Regions from separate parts of the Mus musculus genome. Here region 1 is linked to region 2. A link is a loop called in an ENCODE intact Hi-C map of the cell type or tissue named here. Cell type or tissue: heart. All regions are shown on one strand.

Evidence for each region. A loop is a pair of places that touch in the nucleus more often than their neighbours do. Peaks named below come from ENCODE experiments on the same cell type or tissue, not always from the same donor. Only the 100,000 strongest peaks of a DNase experiment are listed, where the experiment ranks them.
Region 1: it touches region 2 in a loop (4-fold over the local background); 15 of 42 quality-filtered maps call a loop at or near these places.

Annotation. Positions count from the first base shown.
Region 1 is chr14:25,373,489-25,381,488 of GRCm38, reverse strand. All of the region lies in intron 1 of Zmiz1os1 (a long non-coding RNA gene), which reads left to right. Gm41113 (a long non-coding RNA gene) reads right to left here and starts at 2,212. Exons shown (of 2, transcript XR_874439.2): 1 at 2,019-2,212. In heart, a CTCF peak has its summit at 3,444; DNase peaks (open chromatin) are centred at 2,378, 2,948, 3,458 and 4,198; H3K4me3 peaks cover 2,238 bases; H3K27ac peaks cover 4,710 bases.
Region 2 is chr14:25,561,581-25,569,580 of GRCm38, reverse strand. The region is part of intron 3 of Zmiz1 (zinc finger, MIZ-type containing 1); the gene reads right to left. Among named protein-coding and RNA genes, the nearest start is that of 4931406H21Rik, 21 kb to the left of the region's middle. In heart, CTCF peaks have their summits at 2,137 (motif pointing right), 3,392 and 3,644 (motif pointing right); DNase peaks (open chromatin) are centred at 2,130 and 3,670; H3K27ac peaks cover 3,373 bases.

The DNA of each region.
Region 1 (8,000 bases), 190 kb after region 2:
GAGTCCAGGCCAGTTTCTCCTGGCTGAGCCCAGCAGGAGATATGGGAGGAGGTTGGAGCAAGCTTCAGATCATGGCTGATCTCATCTGTGCTAAGTCACGGGTTGTGTACCAGGAAGAATACCAGGAGAAAGTAGCAGTGCCAGCACGTGGAAGTCAGAAGGTATGATCCAGCTGAGCTCAGCGTCTAACAGAGGTGTGGGACAAGACAGGGGTGGATACCATAACCCCTGAAGGAGACAAAATGGTCTTGCAGAGGAAGATCAGCCTTCTGTAACCTTCACCTTTGGAGGAGAGAAGAGGAAAGCTCTACAAGAGATTAGGGATGACTGGGGAGGCAGGGGTAGGGGCCCAGGCACAAAGAATAATGCATCCATCCTGGCAGCCCCAGAAGGACAGAGAATAAGAAAAAGTAACTGCATGCCCGCATAGATACATGGTAGATAGAGCCATGGAGGGCATTGGGTGGGAAAGCTCAGTGGTTAAGCGTGGGGAGAGAGGGAAGACGCTCTGTGATTCAGGATGAGACAGATGTCAGGATGGCTGTGGTCAAAGGGGTTTCCTTTAGCCAGTATTTCTGAAGAACAACAGTGTGTGTCGAGAGGCAATAGGGCACAGAAGAAGGACTTCACGATTTTGATGGAGTTGAGTGTCTCCAGGATGGACAGTCCCGAGGTAATAGGAGGCAGAGAACTCATAGGGAGATAGGAAAGAGGCAGTCATTGGACACTGTGCCAGCCTGCAGCCCCCATGTTGACACAGCCCTGAATCACTGTTCAGGCTAGTCTGGGCCTATGGCTGGGAGGGATGTGGTTGTGTGGTTTGCAAAAATGAGTGATGAGTGAAGAGAAAATGGTGTAGTGAGGATTCTGGGGTGCAGGAGAGTGTTCCTCAGATAACCATACTACTGGGACAGTTGGAAGATGAGACCAAAGAGCAAATGGTTGAAGTTGAAATGGGAGACGCAGGTGTGAAGGGGTAGCCTGGTCCAAGGTGGGCCATAGACAAAAGGTGGACATTAGGGAAGAAAGTCTCTGGAGATGGGAGCTAATGGTCTAGAGACTCCATTTATCAGGTGGGCCATGTGGATGCTAAAACCCAGCAGGTGACATCAGGTTTTGAGCAAAGGACAGTGAGTTGGGGCTATGGTCAGGGAAAGGAGTGGTACTGGGAAAGTGGAGTGCCTTATAGAAATGTGACAGGTGACACTGGGCTTGAGGGGAACCCCCATCCTGTGGAACTAATAGTATCATGGTCCAGAAACCCATCCAGGATGTTAAAGAGGCATGGGATTAATTGGGAGGCCCACAGGACAGAGGGTGTGTCCTCAGAGGAAGCAGGGATCTAGAAGGGTCAGTGGGAGATAAGGAAGGGAGGATCGGTCAGGTCTAGAGGGACGAAGAACAATGAGGAGGTGACCAGAGGAAGGCACAGGAGTGGCAAGCGTGGCCAGGTCCCAGGAGCAGTTACCCACATGCACAAAGGTAGGAGGAATGGTCAACAGGGGAAACCTGCTCATTCATCCACCCATCCACCCATTCATCTATCCATCCCCCATCCATCCATCCATCCATCCATCCATCCATCCATCCATCCATCCATCCATCCTTCCGTCTGTCCATCCATCCACTCACCCACCCACCCACTCATCCATCCATCCATCCATCCATCTACCCACCCACCCACTCATCCATCCATCCACCCACCCACTCATCCACCTATCCATCCATCCATCCATCCATCCATCCATCCATCCATCCATCCACTCATCCACCCATCCATCCATCCATCCATCCATGGCTCAAGGAATCTCCATGCCACAAACGTGGTTTTTGTGTGTGTAGGATCCATTCGTTCATTCCTGAACGAATCAGCATCCTTCCCTCATGAAGCTTGCATTCTTGATGGCATGTAAGGGGTGGGGGGCAGGAAAACAAAATGCCAAGCATGATAAGAAGGGCACTCGATGGGTGATGAGGCTGGGGCAAAAATAAAAGGCAGAGGAGGTGAAAGATCTCACCTGGATGGAGCCCCTCAGGTAGTTGTCGCCGTCCTCATGTCCTGAGGTCTCAGTCTAGGGCTTAGAAGTGTTGGTGACCTGCTGGGCTGCCTCCCCGACCCCGTGGACTGTTTGACTCTAGGCCCAACTTCCTTATGTATATATGGGATATAAAAGAACCTGTCTTATAGAGGCTCAGCACCTAGCAGGCGCTGTGCTCTGCACCATCTTAGCATCATCTTTATCCAAGGACAATTAGGAAAGGGTCGGGAGAAGACCTTGGGACCAGTAGCCCCCACCTCTGTCTGCCCAAGCCTCTTCTCTGCTGACCCAGCTGTGGAGGAAGGAGCTAGGTCCCCCACGGTGCCGTGCAGGCCCATGCCTCTGCTGGAGGCATGTGACATATTGTGGCCTGATGTGGTCTGTTTTTCCCCTCCTGGTGCAAGACATGACTCAGAGGGCCGTGCTGGGGGAATGCTTCCTCTGGCATGCCCACCTCATCGCCCCTGCTTTCTTTTGAATCGTTGAATCAGACTTTATATCTGGCTCTGCCATTCACTGGCCTTATTTATGCAGAAAAAAAACGGCCCCACAGTTCCAACTTGCTCAACAGCCCGAAAGACTTAGCTTTGGCCCCGAGGAGGGAAGGAGGGTGGGTGGGTTCCCAAACGAGGGGAAAAAGAAAGAAAAAGAAAGAGCCATCAACAATCAAAACAATGTCCTCCGCCCTGTCTAATCTGGGTAGCTTTCAGGGTTGGGGTAACGCGTTTCCACAGTGGATCCCCCCCTTCACCCCCTCCCAGGCTGTTTTCACAGGAAGCGAATCCTGGGGCGTTTTCAACGTGCCCCTCCAGGCAGAACAATGAGGCCCTTGAAGCCTGGGATCCTCGCTTCCTCCTGTTATCCCGGAGCAGGCGAGGGAGTCTGCGCGCGGAGGGGACCCCGGGACCTACGCAGGGCCAGCGGTGGGGGAGGGCCTGGCCTGCAGGGTGTCGCCGAGCCGCCCCGGGGAAGCCCGGCAGCCAAATCACAGGTTGGGATCCGCCGGTGATGCCGAGGTACCCGGTCTTTAACCGGTTCCCCGATGATGGGCGGGAAGGGGAGGAGGAGACGAAGATCCAATTACGGCTGCTCCGGCCGGGTCGCCCGGAGGTGGCGGCGGGATAGGGGACAGAGAGCCTCGGGCAGGCGGGCCTGGGATGCCTGGGCCGCTGCTCCCGCCGGGCCTCAGCTGCCTCATTGTTTATTGTGGAGCCGGCCTCTCCCCTTCCCGTCCTCTCCCGCCCGCCCGCCCGCCAGCTCCTGTCCTCCCTCCTTCTAGAAGAAAGAAGAGCCAGTCTGTGGAGGCGAATGAGTCATGAATAAACAAACAGCGTAGGGGGGAGCTGTCACTCCGAACTGACTTCCTGGCTGCGCTAGGCTAGGCGACCTCCTGGTGGGGCCCAGAAGTCAGCCAGGCTGCGGCTGCGCAGAGCGCATCGCACAACCCGGATTTGTCTCCCTTCCACCCCAATCCCGGGTGGGGTGCCCAGGACCTTGATTCTCAGGCTTGTTCTTAGCCACAGTCATCACAAACATTTTTGCCTTAGTGTGAGTGGGACATGGTGTCCTTGTCTGGTGGAGAAAGCCAGGTTGTAAACGCTCTGCCCTGACATTTGACAAAAGCGGTGCAATCAGTCAACTCCGGGTTGGGTTTATGCTGCTAGTATAGTGTAGAACTCCTGCTCAGAGGGCGGGGCGGGGGGTGGGGGCGGGTGAGAGCGAGAGAGTGGGGGGAGGCATGGAGGGAGGGTTGGTTCATGCACACAGTGCAGAGGGATACAGGGATGTGTGTTACGAATACTGGAACATAAGGAAGTGCACATATGGAAACAGAAGTGCATTTGTGTGGGGGTCTGGTGTGTGTGTGTGTGTGTGTGTGTGTGTGTGTGTGTGTGTGTGTACTGGATGACCATTTCTTAACTCCGAATCCATTTGCTTATCATGTCTCTACTTTGTCTTTCCCCTTTTTCCTTATGTGTTCCTGTGGGTCATTTGGGGCTATCTCTCCCCATTTAGTGAGACCTCAGGGCCCCAGCAGACTGCTAGGACCTGGCTAGGCTGACTTCAGTGTCCAGCCAGTTGTGGTCCCATGCAGGCTGGTGGTGCTGATTGGTCCCTGAGGGCTCTGATAGGGCCTTGTGGGTCAGCCCCGCTGTGGCCTGTGGCTGTGAGAATGGAATCTCACTTTCTACCTGTGGGAGCCCTCCCCTCCCCCCATGACCCCGGGGAGGGCAGGACCTTGGCCAGTCCAGCTCTTCTGGGAGCTGTGACCACATGAGGTCACCAGCAGGAAGGGGCAGGACTAAGTCTTTTTCCCCCAAATCTCTGGCAACCACCCATGCTTACCTGGGTCATGGTACTATGGCTGGGCCCGGAGGAAGAAGGATGTGAACACTGAGACTGAGACAAGGAAAGAGGACTCAAGATTCTTGGCTGGGTCCAGAACCTTCAACCTTGGGCCCTGCTCTCTCTCTCTCCAGGGTGACCCCAGCTCCCAAAACTCCCTAGCTTGGGCTTAGAGCTTCCATGTAGAGAGAGACTCTAAAACTGAAGCCAAGTGTGGGCTAGCTTCCTTCTTCTGAGATCTCTACCTATCACAGAGTCATCACTAGTTCCTTCTTGCAGGGGTCAACACTCTGATATTGGTTGGTAGCCTTCACCGTGTCCTGGACAAAGAAGGTGGTGGCAGGGGAATCCAGGCCTTACCCCAGGGACTCTCCCATCCAGTAGTTGATAGACAATTTGGAAGACTAGGAGCTACACAGGTTGGGGTGCAGGTAGATTCACAGCCTGACTCTTTTATCTGCCAACTCTGTGACCTACAACAAATCATTTGACCTATCTGAATCTGCCTTTAAAATACACACGATTCTCTCCTCCATAGGTGGGCTGCAGGAGAGAGAGTGCCTGTAGCCAACAACCTAAGTTTGGCTCAGGGCGTGGTTTTACTCTCTACTCCCGTCTTGATCTGGGCTGTGATCATCAAGGGTCTAGAATTTTCCATCTTGTTTATCTTCTGGCCCAGAGAGAGGCCAGGACCTGTAGACTATCTCTGGTAATTGAGGATTCAGAAGCAGTCCACACTGTAGGTAGGGGCTTTGTGGGAACGTTGGCACTAAGGTAGCTATAATAGCCTGGGCTTAAAGCCTCTTAATAGAACATTCCTGTGGAGAGTTATCTCCACCTCCTCAAGTCGTTCCATGGCTGTTCTTGGGCTGGTTTCAACCTATAAGAAAAGTTTCTTTAGTCGTTATGGGATTAAAAACAAACTCAAAAATGCCGCCAATACTTAGGTGCAAAAATATCATATAGAGAGAGATGTGGTCTTTCCGTATTTAGATGCGCTGACTGATAGTCCCTTTCCTTCTCTGTCTTCCTGCTTCTTTGTGCCTCTCTCTTCCTTTTAGGAAGGATCTTGAGATGTAGCTAAGGCCAGCCTTGAACTCCAGATACTCCTACCTCAGTCCTCACAAGGCTGGGCTTACAGGCCGGCTAGTGGCTTACAGTGAATGTAGGTAGACTGGAGTTGAGCCACAGGGTCCCTTCGGGAAGATGCATGCTCTTCAGTTTGCCATAGTCTCTGCTCTTCTCTAAATTGATCAGGCAGGAGACTTGCCTGGAGCCCTGGAGGTGAAAGCGTCTTAAATCTCTCACTGCTGCACCCACCCGGAGCTTCAGTGAGAATTGCCTGAGGGGTTCTGGCAAGCTTTAGGTGGTGCTGTTGCCTCTGGAGGTTCAGGGACTCATGTGAAGAACCACTTGGCCATTTGAAGGTGCAGAGGGTTGGTCAGCATGCTTGGCCCATTGTGTTTATGTGGACTAGAGAAATAGTTCTTGGTGCCTATAACTCTAACAAAAGTAAACAAAGTAAAAAGGATAGAAAAGTGGGGCTATGACTGAATGGTAGAGCACCTGATTAGCATACACAAGGTTCAAACCTAGGCTTTATGACTGTGCACACACACACACACACACACACACACACACACACACACCACTAAATCAGTAAAAAATAAAAGTATCATTTACTCTAGAGAATGGAAAAGAGCATATTTCTTGGGAAATAGTTTTTCCCCCATGGTGTTTATAAATGCGTAATTTGCATATATGTCAAATAAACCCAGTCAAGATGCTGTAGTGCAGCCAGCCCGGGAACCCAGGGAGGAATGTGCCATGTGGTTGCTACTGCTCCGAGTTTAACAGGGCATGTCTCCCCTCATTTACTCTATCTGCATGAATTGTCAGGTATTTGAGGACCTGACCCCTGCCGGCTTGAGCCAATGCACTGCTTGGACAACAGTGATTTGAGTGAGGAGGTGAGCCCCCAGGGTGTGGAACAGATCTCATGGTCATCCCCTGAGGCTCACAGACCAGTGAGACAAGCAGACCACGGAAAGAACTGAAATGTAGCAGAAGGCACCAGAACTGCGGAAACACCGAGGGGCTGACAGGGAGACACAAAGGCAGCATAGGGACCTCCTTAAGTCTGTATGGCCGAGAAGGCTTCTCTGAGGTCCTCGTCCCATGTGCTGGGAAGCAAAGGGGATTCTGGGCCAACCTAGGTAGGTGACAAGTCAGAGGGCTTGGTCTCCGTTCTTGGTCCCATTGTTCCTTCCCTGGCTTTGCTACTGCTAGTCACAGTTCAAACCTTTCAGTACAAGCCCATCACATACCACACTTGGCAACCTTGGCCTGAGCCCCGCCATTCTCCTCTGGTCTCGCTTTCCCCTAGTCTCCATCTCAGGACCCTGAGATGGTATTTAGCTCTTCCTGCAATCCCATTATGTGCTCAGGGGTCATGGGCTGGAGAATTACTTTGTTTTTCTAGATCTCAGAGCCTCCAGGACCCTTTGGTCCTACTCATGTACAGACGAGGAAACTCAATCTAGTGCTTTCCGTGGCCCAAACTTCCCAGATAGTCTATCTACATTACAACAGGAGTCAAAAGGTAAGAATTTCACCCTTGTCACTGAGACCAACCATGGCAGAGCACAAAGTAGGGAAAGGGACAGGGACTTCTGTTGCATCTTCCCAGATGCCTGAAGGCATTTGCCTGGTTATGGTGAACCAGTGATGAAGGCTTCCAAGTTTCTGCCCACAGCAGACATTACTAATCAATCATGGGCTGGGGCTGTAGCTTAGTTATAGAATGGCTTGTCTATCATGCACAAGGAACTGCATTCCATCTATCTCAGAAGTGTACACACACACACACACACACACACACACACACACACACACACCATAATGGACAAAACCCACTACACAAACATGACATTTTCCCACAGAGCTTGCATGTAGCACCGGAAGCCTCTCAAACCAGTCCTTTAAGAGGGTGATGCTGCCGAGTCAGGGTTGGCTAATGGACTGGAAATGAGCTAGGGCTCATTGGAGATGTCAGTGTGTGGGATAGGGTCAAAACAAGCTGCCCAGCTAGATGGGCCTCACTTTCTTCTGCCTGACTCAGTCACTCAGGAGTCCCAGATTCCTCCATTGTAGAGTGGAGTGCTTGTCCCCATGTTCTATGGTTCTTGTGAAAGTTGTGGGTGCCTGCTTCCACCTGCCTAGATATCTCTAGTCCTTAACATTATTCACCTTCTCTTGGTCTGCATGGCTCCTGTTCACCCTTCAGGAGATCCTGCTCAGTGCTACCTCCTTCAGAAGTCTTCCCTTGTTAGCAAGGCCAGGCAAGTATCCCCACTGTGGGACCTTCCTCTTTTCCTGTAGCATATTCGTGTTCATCCCTCATTGGCGTGTGAGTTTCGTGAGCTCACGGGCCCTCTCTGCTTTTTTTCTCCTGGGCTCCTATGCTTAGTCCCGGGCCTGGTACTTCAAGGGCATTCAGTGAAGATTTGCTAAATAGGTGGTGAATTTGAACTGCCTCCTGTGCAGTGGTAACCCAGTACAATGCAGTCTTTCCTATGTGATGTGGCCCTTGGGTCCACTGATCTTCCTCCTTTA
Region 2 (8,000 bases):
AACAGTCTTTATGACACATTCTGAAATTCTTCTCCTTTGAAATCTCTTGGGCCAGGTCAACACAGTTCAAATTACTCCCAGCAACAAAGTCTTCCATATTCCTACTAGGATGACCCATTAAGCCCCATTTAAAGCATTCCACTGCTTTCCAAATCCCAAGTCCCCAAATCCACATTCTTTCAAATAAAAGCATGGTCAGGCCTATCACAGCAATACCCCAGTCCCTGGTACCAACTTCTGTCTTAGTTAGGGTTTTAGTGCTGTGAACAGACACCATGACCAAGGCAAGTCTTATAAAAAACAACATTTAATTGGGGCTGGCTTACAGGTTCAGAGGTTCAGTCCATTACCATCAAGGTGGGAGCATGGCAGCATCTAGGCAGGTATGGTGCAAGAGGAGCTGAGAGTTCCAAGTCTTCATCCAAAGGCTGCTAGTTGCAAGACTGACTTCCAGGCCACTAGGGTGAGGATCTTATGCCCACACCCACAGTGACACACCTACTCCAACCAGGTCACACCTATTCCAACAAGGCCATACCTCTAAATAGTGCCACTCCCTGGTCCAAGAATATACAAACCATCACAATTCCATAAGATCTGGCTGTAGGGGGCTGGAGAGATGGCTCATTAAAAGCACTGACTGCTCTTCCAGAGGACCCAGGTTCAATTTCCAGCACCCACACAGCAGCTCATAACTGTCTAACTTCAAGATCTGACACCCCCACACAGACATACACGGAGGCAAAACATCAATGCACACAGAAGAAAAATACATTGAAAAGAAAAAGATTGGATTATAGATAGAAGATCCTGTGGCTATTATTTTCTTAGTTGGTGATTGTGGGTAGTGTCACCCCTGGGCAGGTGGTCCTGGGTTCTATAAGAAAGCAAGTTGAGCAAGCCATAAGAGCAACCCAGTAAGTAAGCAGCCCCCTTCACTGTGTCTGTGTCAGCCCTCTCCCACCCCTGTTTGATTTTCTACCTTGGCTTCCCTCAATGGGCTGTGACTCAGTGTATGGAAGCTAAATAAACTCTTCCCTCCCCAAGTTGCTTTTGGTCATGATGTTTTATCACAGCAATAGTAACCTGACTAAGACCATTGGTCCAGCCATCCCCACATCCCTACACCCATCCCCACATTGTGTTTCCATCTGCTCCATCTTGTGCTTCTGCTTGCCCGGGAATCCCAAGATCCCCAGTGCTGGGGCCAGCAGTATGCTCGTGAACTGACTCTTGGCGTGTGTTCATAATCGCAGCATTTGGATGGTTGAAGCAGGACAATCAGAGTCTGACAGAGACTGCAATATTCCCACATTGTAGGTGAGGAAACTGTGACTCTGTTTACAGTTGATCCTGTAAGAGCCAGAGCAGAATCCTGGGTTCCCTGTTCCAACCTATGAGACAGGTTCTGGGGAGTGCCTAGGGGGTCCCTGCTGGAGGCTATGAGGGGTGCAGCACACCCTGGCACCTTCCGGGGTGCCTCATGCAGAGGCTGTCTCCTCCTCTCTGCATACTTGCAGAGAGCCTCAGCTAGCACTCCAGTGACACAGAGATAAACCACAGGGAAGGCAGAGATAAGGGGTAGAAGTGGACCCATGGAACACCATCGGACAGGTTATCTTGGTTCTTGGCCTGTGAATGATCATCTCACTCTAAACATGGGCAAATAATGGCAGCCAGGATTCCTGTAAAGTGTATGTTTTCTAGGGCTGGAGAAGTGGCTCAATGGTTAGGAACATTTGCTATTCTTGCAGAGGACCTGAGTTTGGTTCTTAGCAACATGTGATGGCTCACAACTATCTGTAACTCCAGTTTTATGAGATCTGACGCGCTTTTCTGGCTCCTCAGGTATCTGGTGTGCATGTGAGATATATATATATATATTCAGCCAAACACACATACATATACGGTGTGTGTGTGTGTGTGTGTGTGTGTGTGTGTGGCTGACTTCTAAAGCTGGCTAGGACAAGGGTAGTGAGCCAAAGAAGCCCAGAAAGTCAAATCCAGGTCATCCGAGTGACTGGCTGGGGACCCAGAAAGGAAGCACAAAGAAACCCCAGGCCTGAAATACCAGCACCCAGCTCAGAGCCTGTAACCAACCAGGAAAAGACCTCCATGGGCATACCAGCCAGCAGGGGGCACTCTAGACAAACCACAGCATCCTGAGGGCCAGATGCTGACTCCAGACTCTCAAGTCCTCTGAACACCTCTACCTTCTCCATCATTTTAAAAGCTCGAAGGTGTCCTGCACTCTAAAATACAGGAGGGCCTTGTGCAGTCGTCCCTGGCTTCAAAGCTTCAGTTTCTCCATGGATAGGAGACAAGAGTCACTGGTGGCTCCACCAAGTTCTGCCTCCAAGGAGGATCTTCCAGGAAGGCCATGCCATTTAGGACCAGGAACTCAGAGAGGTCTTGACACATGCTTGCACATATCGATATCTTCGGTAGCCTAAGGATGCTCTGCCCACCCACGGAAGCTTCTAGCAAGTATGAGGAGCTTGCACATCCCTGGTCAGCAACCTTTCAGCCCCAAGGCTGCTTTTCCCTTATGAACGCTGTCAAGACCCCAGGCCTCACTTCAGGAGGCAAATAGCAAAGAGACAGACAGTACCACTCTAGATCAGGCTAACCTCCACAGGGTCTCTGGATTCAAAGGTCTTCAGGATACCTGTGGGCAAAGTTGTTCCCAACTTGACAGTCCATTTGATTTTGTTTTGGGGAACCCAAAACCCATAATGATTTTGTCCTAGATGACATGGTCTATATCTGTCCAGGTCTGGGCTCCATCTTATGGAATCAAGGTGTGACCTGGCTGGGCTTCCAACACTTGTGAGACTCATAGGACATCAGAGAGGTAACTGTCAGGAGACATTACAGACAACAGGAACAACAGAGGGAGTCCCTGCCCTCCTCCCCAAATACAATCTCATTGTAGTTCAGACTGGTTTCAAATTCATGGGGAATCCTCCTGCCTCAGTGCTGGTATTACAGTTATCTAGCTATTATATATTTTCATTTATAAAATAAAAGCTGAAGAAAGAGGCCCACACAGCACACTCCTTTACATTTATTTTTTCCAGATGGGGTCTTTGTATGTAGCCCAGGCTGGCCTTGAATCCATGAAGCTCTTGTTTGAGCTTCTTGAAACATTATACTTAGTTGAGGTGTCACTTTGAAACTGCTTGTATCAATAGTAGAGAATGGGGGCCAATAACACAGGAATGAACAGAGATGGCAGGCCTGAATTCCACACTGCAAGGTGCAAGGACTTGAAAGCTAAGGGTCTAGGGCCTGAGGAGAGGTTAGCACCAGGCAGGAAAAGGGGGTGGGGCATGGAAGGGACAGCCTGGCTTCTGTACACACTGTTTTCACTGGCTGCCCAGTTCCGAGGCAAAGCCTTTGAGAGATGAAGTGCAAGGCTGCCAGCGGGGCTAAGCTAGAAACCTCTGCCTTTCTAGCCATTAGCATGCTGCTCTTTCCATGTCCCCCCAAGACCGGTGGCCACAGTCTCCTGCGTACTCCTATCTCAAGCCATGGCTGGGTCCCAAATGAAGCCCTTGTTCCATCCCATTGGTCCAAAGCCAGTGGTTTGCAAGGCCACCCAGAACCCCATCACAGCACCCTGTTGTCAGGAAGCGGCAAGCCGTTGGCGGCCAGCAGAGGTCGCCCCACTGCCACAGAAGCACCACTCAGCTGTGTTTGCCTCCAGGTGCCTTTAGACAAAACCATCAGTGGAAGCAGCTCTAGCACCCAGGCAGGACCTGGCTCTCTACCAACCAAGAACCTGGTACCAACCTGGTAGCCTTTTCCAGTCTGCTGCCCTCTGATTAAGTGTGGACTCAATCAGGAAACTTTTCTGTGGTCCTGCCATCCCTGTCCTTGTGTCTTTCTAGTTAGCCTGGGGGGGTCTACAGTGGGTGGGTACCTGCTCTGCTACCCTCCCACTGTGTGAACAGGGCAAGAAGCTGGGCCTCAGTTTGTATATCTGTAAAATGAAGGCCTGGGCTAGCCATCCTCTGGCAGCCTGCCAAACGCCAGAATCCAAGGGCTCCAGCTGCCTGGAAACTCCACCTCAGTAGGAGCAGCACATTCAACTTTAAAATCCAAAGGTTCTGCCCAAGCGGTGGAGCCCGTAGCCTGGAAAACTCCCGGAAAGCCTCTTCCACCACTCCACCAACCCCCTGCCAGATGGCCCAACGCCCCAGGCACTGCCTCTCTTGAAGCTATGCCTGACCAGAGACCATTACATGTATGGAAGTTTTTAGCTGGTGACATGGTAGTCAGGCTGAGTCTTCCCGATTTCCAGGGGTGGTCGTGCTGGGAGAAGTTTCTGTTGACAGTATCATCTCCTGGCAACGCTCAGGTCAAGCTGGCCCCGTGCACTTAAAGCCTCCTGGAGAATGAACTGCAGAGAGCTGAAGGGGGACTAAGAAGCCAACCTCTTCAGCTACACCAGTGGAAAACAGTGGACAGAAGCCTCAAACAGGCGAGAACTCATCTGGCTGTCTTACATATAGGGTCTTTCCCTGGACACAGGGGTAGAGAATTTTTACTGTACAGTGGGCACTCGGAGCACCCCAGTGTGGGAAGAGCACCTCACAACCATCTTACAAATACTGTGTTTTCTTTTCCCACTTCTCAGGCCTAGCGAGTAAACCCGAGCGTCTCCAGGTAAAGGTGTTTTCACACGGCACACACATCTACGTACCCCTCTGCACTCTCCATAGCTGGTATGTGCACACATGGGCTGTTGGCCCAGATGCACTGGAGCACACACATCTCCTGACAGCTTGCACAGGCAAGTAGCACATCTCTGGGGAGCTGTGTGAGCAACGGTGTGCAGAAATGATTCAATCACCATGCACATCTGCAGCGCGAGTTGGGGGAGGGGGGAGGGGGACTGGCAGCAGGGCTGGGAGACTCTGCCCATAGCTTGACTGGAGGCTGTGTTTTGAAACAGGACCAGGGGGACAACCTTGCTCTGGCAAGAAAGAAAAAAAACAAAGAAAGAAAGAAAGAAAGAAAGAAAGAAAGAAAGAAAGAGGAAAGGAAAGGAAAGGAAAGGAAAGGAAGAAAAAAGAAAGAGGGAGGGAGGAAGGGAAGGAAGAAGGGAGGGAATGAGGGGTGGGGAGGGGGAAGGAGGGAAAGAGAGAGAGGAAACATAGAAGCCAGACTTTAGGGTACCACCCCAATCTATTCCTCCAGCAGTGTGGTGGTTTGAATATGCTTGGCCCAGGGAGTGGCACTACTTGGAGGTGTGGACTTGTTGGAAGAAGTGAGTCATTGTGGGTATGGGCATTAAGGCCCTCATCCTAGCTGCCTGGAAGCCAGTCTTTTCCTAGTGGCCTTCAGATGAAGATGTAGAACTCTGAGCTCCTCCTGTACCATGCCTGCCTGGAGGCTTCCATGCTTCCATCTTGAAGATAATGGACTGACCCTCTGATCCTGATGCCAGGCCCAATTAAATGTTGTCATTTATAAGAGTTGACTTGGTCATGGTGCCTGTTCACAGCAGTAAAACCCTAAGACAAGCAGCTTTAGAATTTTAGGGGGACAGAGGTCATGGAGCTTGGTCCTCTCCTAGCCTGTCCCCCTCCTCCCACTGCTCTTAGCCCACATCCCAAGCCCCTCACTTGGGTGGCTCGCTGCCTCCTAGTCTGAGGTCTGAACATATTGCTACAGCTGTGACTTGGCCTGCCCTTGGGTCAGACTGCCTGCCCTTTCACCGCTAAAGGTCCAGCAAAGTGTAGTTGGCAAGTGACACTACTCACTCACTCTACTCCAGTCCCCTCAGTGTCACTGTCACACACCTGTCTCCCCTTCAGCCAGGATGGCTGACAGTTATGCATCTTGAAGCCCATACCCCAAATGTGCTCATGCAGTGGACCGACGAGGGTGAATGCTATGGCTAAGGTACTGAGACTGAAACCTTAGTTGTAACTGGGGGATCTTGGGCCTGGCTGGTACCGGCCACTTAGGACAGTGTCCTTAAGGAGTGATACGTGTCCCACGGGTGAAAAGAATGACTTCAGGTAGCCTCTGTGCAAACCTTTTCCATTTTCACAGTGAAGTCTTGGTCTAGGAAAATGACCAAGGGTGAGCTCACAGGTCTTATTTATGATGGAGTTAAACTACTTATCTAATGGCTGACCTAAGTGAGCTCAAAGGTCATTTTAAATGTAGTCTTAGTTGAGAGTTGGGTAGGATGTAGTGGTGGGGAATGAGGTAAGGGAAGCTCTGATGTCGACCTCCACCCTCCTCATCTTAAAGGAGAGGTCATGGAAGCTCAGAGAACCACCTGGGAAGCAAAGGCAGGCGAGGGAGGGGGCAACTGTTTCTTCGGTGGTCTACTCCAGGGGAGGCTGGAAGACAGGCAGACAGGAGCCAGAGAAGTGAGGAAGCTTCAGGCAGCTGCTGGGGACCAGCTGTCCTTCTCGAGAGCAAGCAGTGAGGACAGGCCCTGAGCAGGCAGGAGATCCGCATAGGGTCGGGTTCCAGTGGGTGGTGGGCTGGGAGCCAGGCCTTCCTGACTGTGGGCTTCGGGAAAGCTCTTTCACCTCCCGAGCCTGTGACTTTTTATGGGAGGACAAGAAATCTCCTCCCTTCCCTGCTGGGCTAAGGGACTGAGCAAGCAGAGATACTTAGGAGACAGGTTTCTGAAAGACCCACACCTGCTTCCTCTAGCGAAGCAGCGAGCACTCCATGACCAGGCTCCGTAAGGCCAGCGGTTCAAGGTGCTGTGGCTCCATTCTGGAGGTCTCTGGAAGGATGGGGCTTCTTTTCTCAGTGACCCAATCTCCCAAGCACCCACCCTGTCCACGGAAGCATCCACTGCTGATGTTGGTTAAAGAAAAATAAGTATAGCCTCCGCCTTTCAGGTTCCTGGAAGGCAGCCCCACTTGGCTGTGTCTGACATTCTGCCCCGGACTGAATGCTACTCTAGAGGAATGACACACACTGGCTCTGAGAAAGGTCACCACTGTCCCCACCCACACTAGGTTGAGGACTGCAGCTATATCTGGGTTCTTTGTCCTTTGGGCACAGGATGCCTTCAAAGCCATGCAGTGCCCTCAAGTCAAGCGCTCTGTCCCCTCTGGGCACATTCTAGGTTTTTGACTCTGCACACCCCATACCCCTACACACAATATGCAAAGAAAGGCTGGTCCAGCCTTAGACAAGGCACTTGGGGCTCTCCTTCTCTGACAGAACCAGTCCCCCCACTGAGCCTGCAGGGAGCAGACATTAAGTTCTCTGTGTCACCTCACTTGATGTCAGCTCTGTTATGACTTAAGTTTCAGTTATCACGGGCTGGCCACTGAGAGGAAACTGAGGCTCTGAGGGCCTCTCAAGACGCAGTGACCTGCTTAAGGCCCCAGTGCTGAGAAGTGGTGCCGGGATTCTGCCCCTGCTCTGACCACAAGGGCCTCTGCTGCACATTTCTTTCTGCACAGGAACATGGCAGATCTTCATCAGCTGGGCACCTCCTTCCCATCCCCACTGCCCAGAGCAAGAAAGTGACTATCACTGTTAACATGACTGACACTGTGCAGGCCACACACACACACACACACACACACACAGACACACACAGAGGCCCTGACCTGGCTTTGCCTCAGGCTCCTATGGCTATTCCCAAGTCTCAGATGCCAGGAAGTTGGGAGGGGTTAGGGAGGCCTGCAATCACTCAAGAGCTCTGGGGGACAGGGAAGCTGGAGTCTTCTAGAAAGCAGTGAACTGGAGCAGATGTTCCTACAGCTACAGCTCCGGGTACAGAGGTGTTTTGACTGTCTCCCACCTCTAGTTCCCCTCCACTTTCAGGTCTGTAAGAGGCCACCCAGTCCAGGGATGGCAGGGCTAAGAGAGCAAGACTCAGAGTAGAATCATCACTAATCCTGCAGCCTGGACAGACATGGCTAATCAATCACAGCACTCTTCTTGCTTAGTCTAGACATTGACAGATGATTGTCTACCGAACCATTGGCTCAACCCACTCTTTGCTA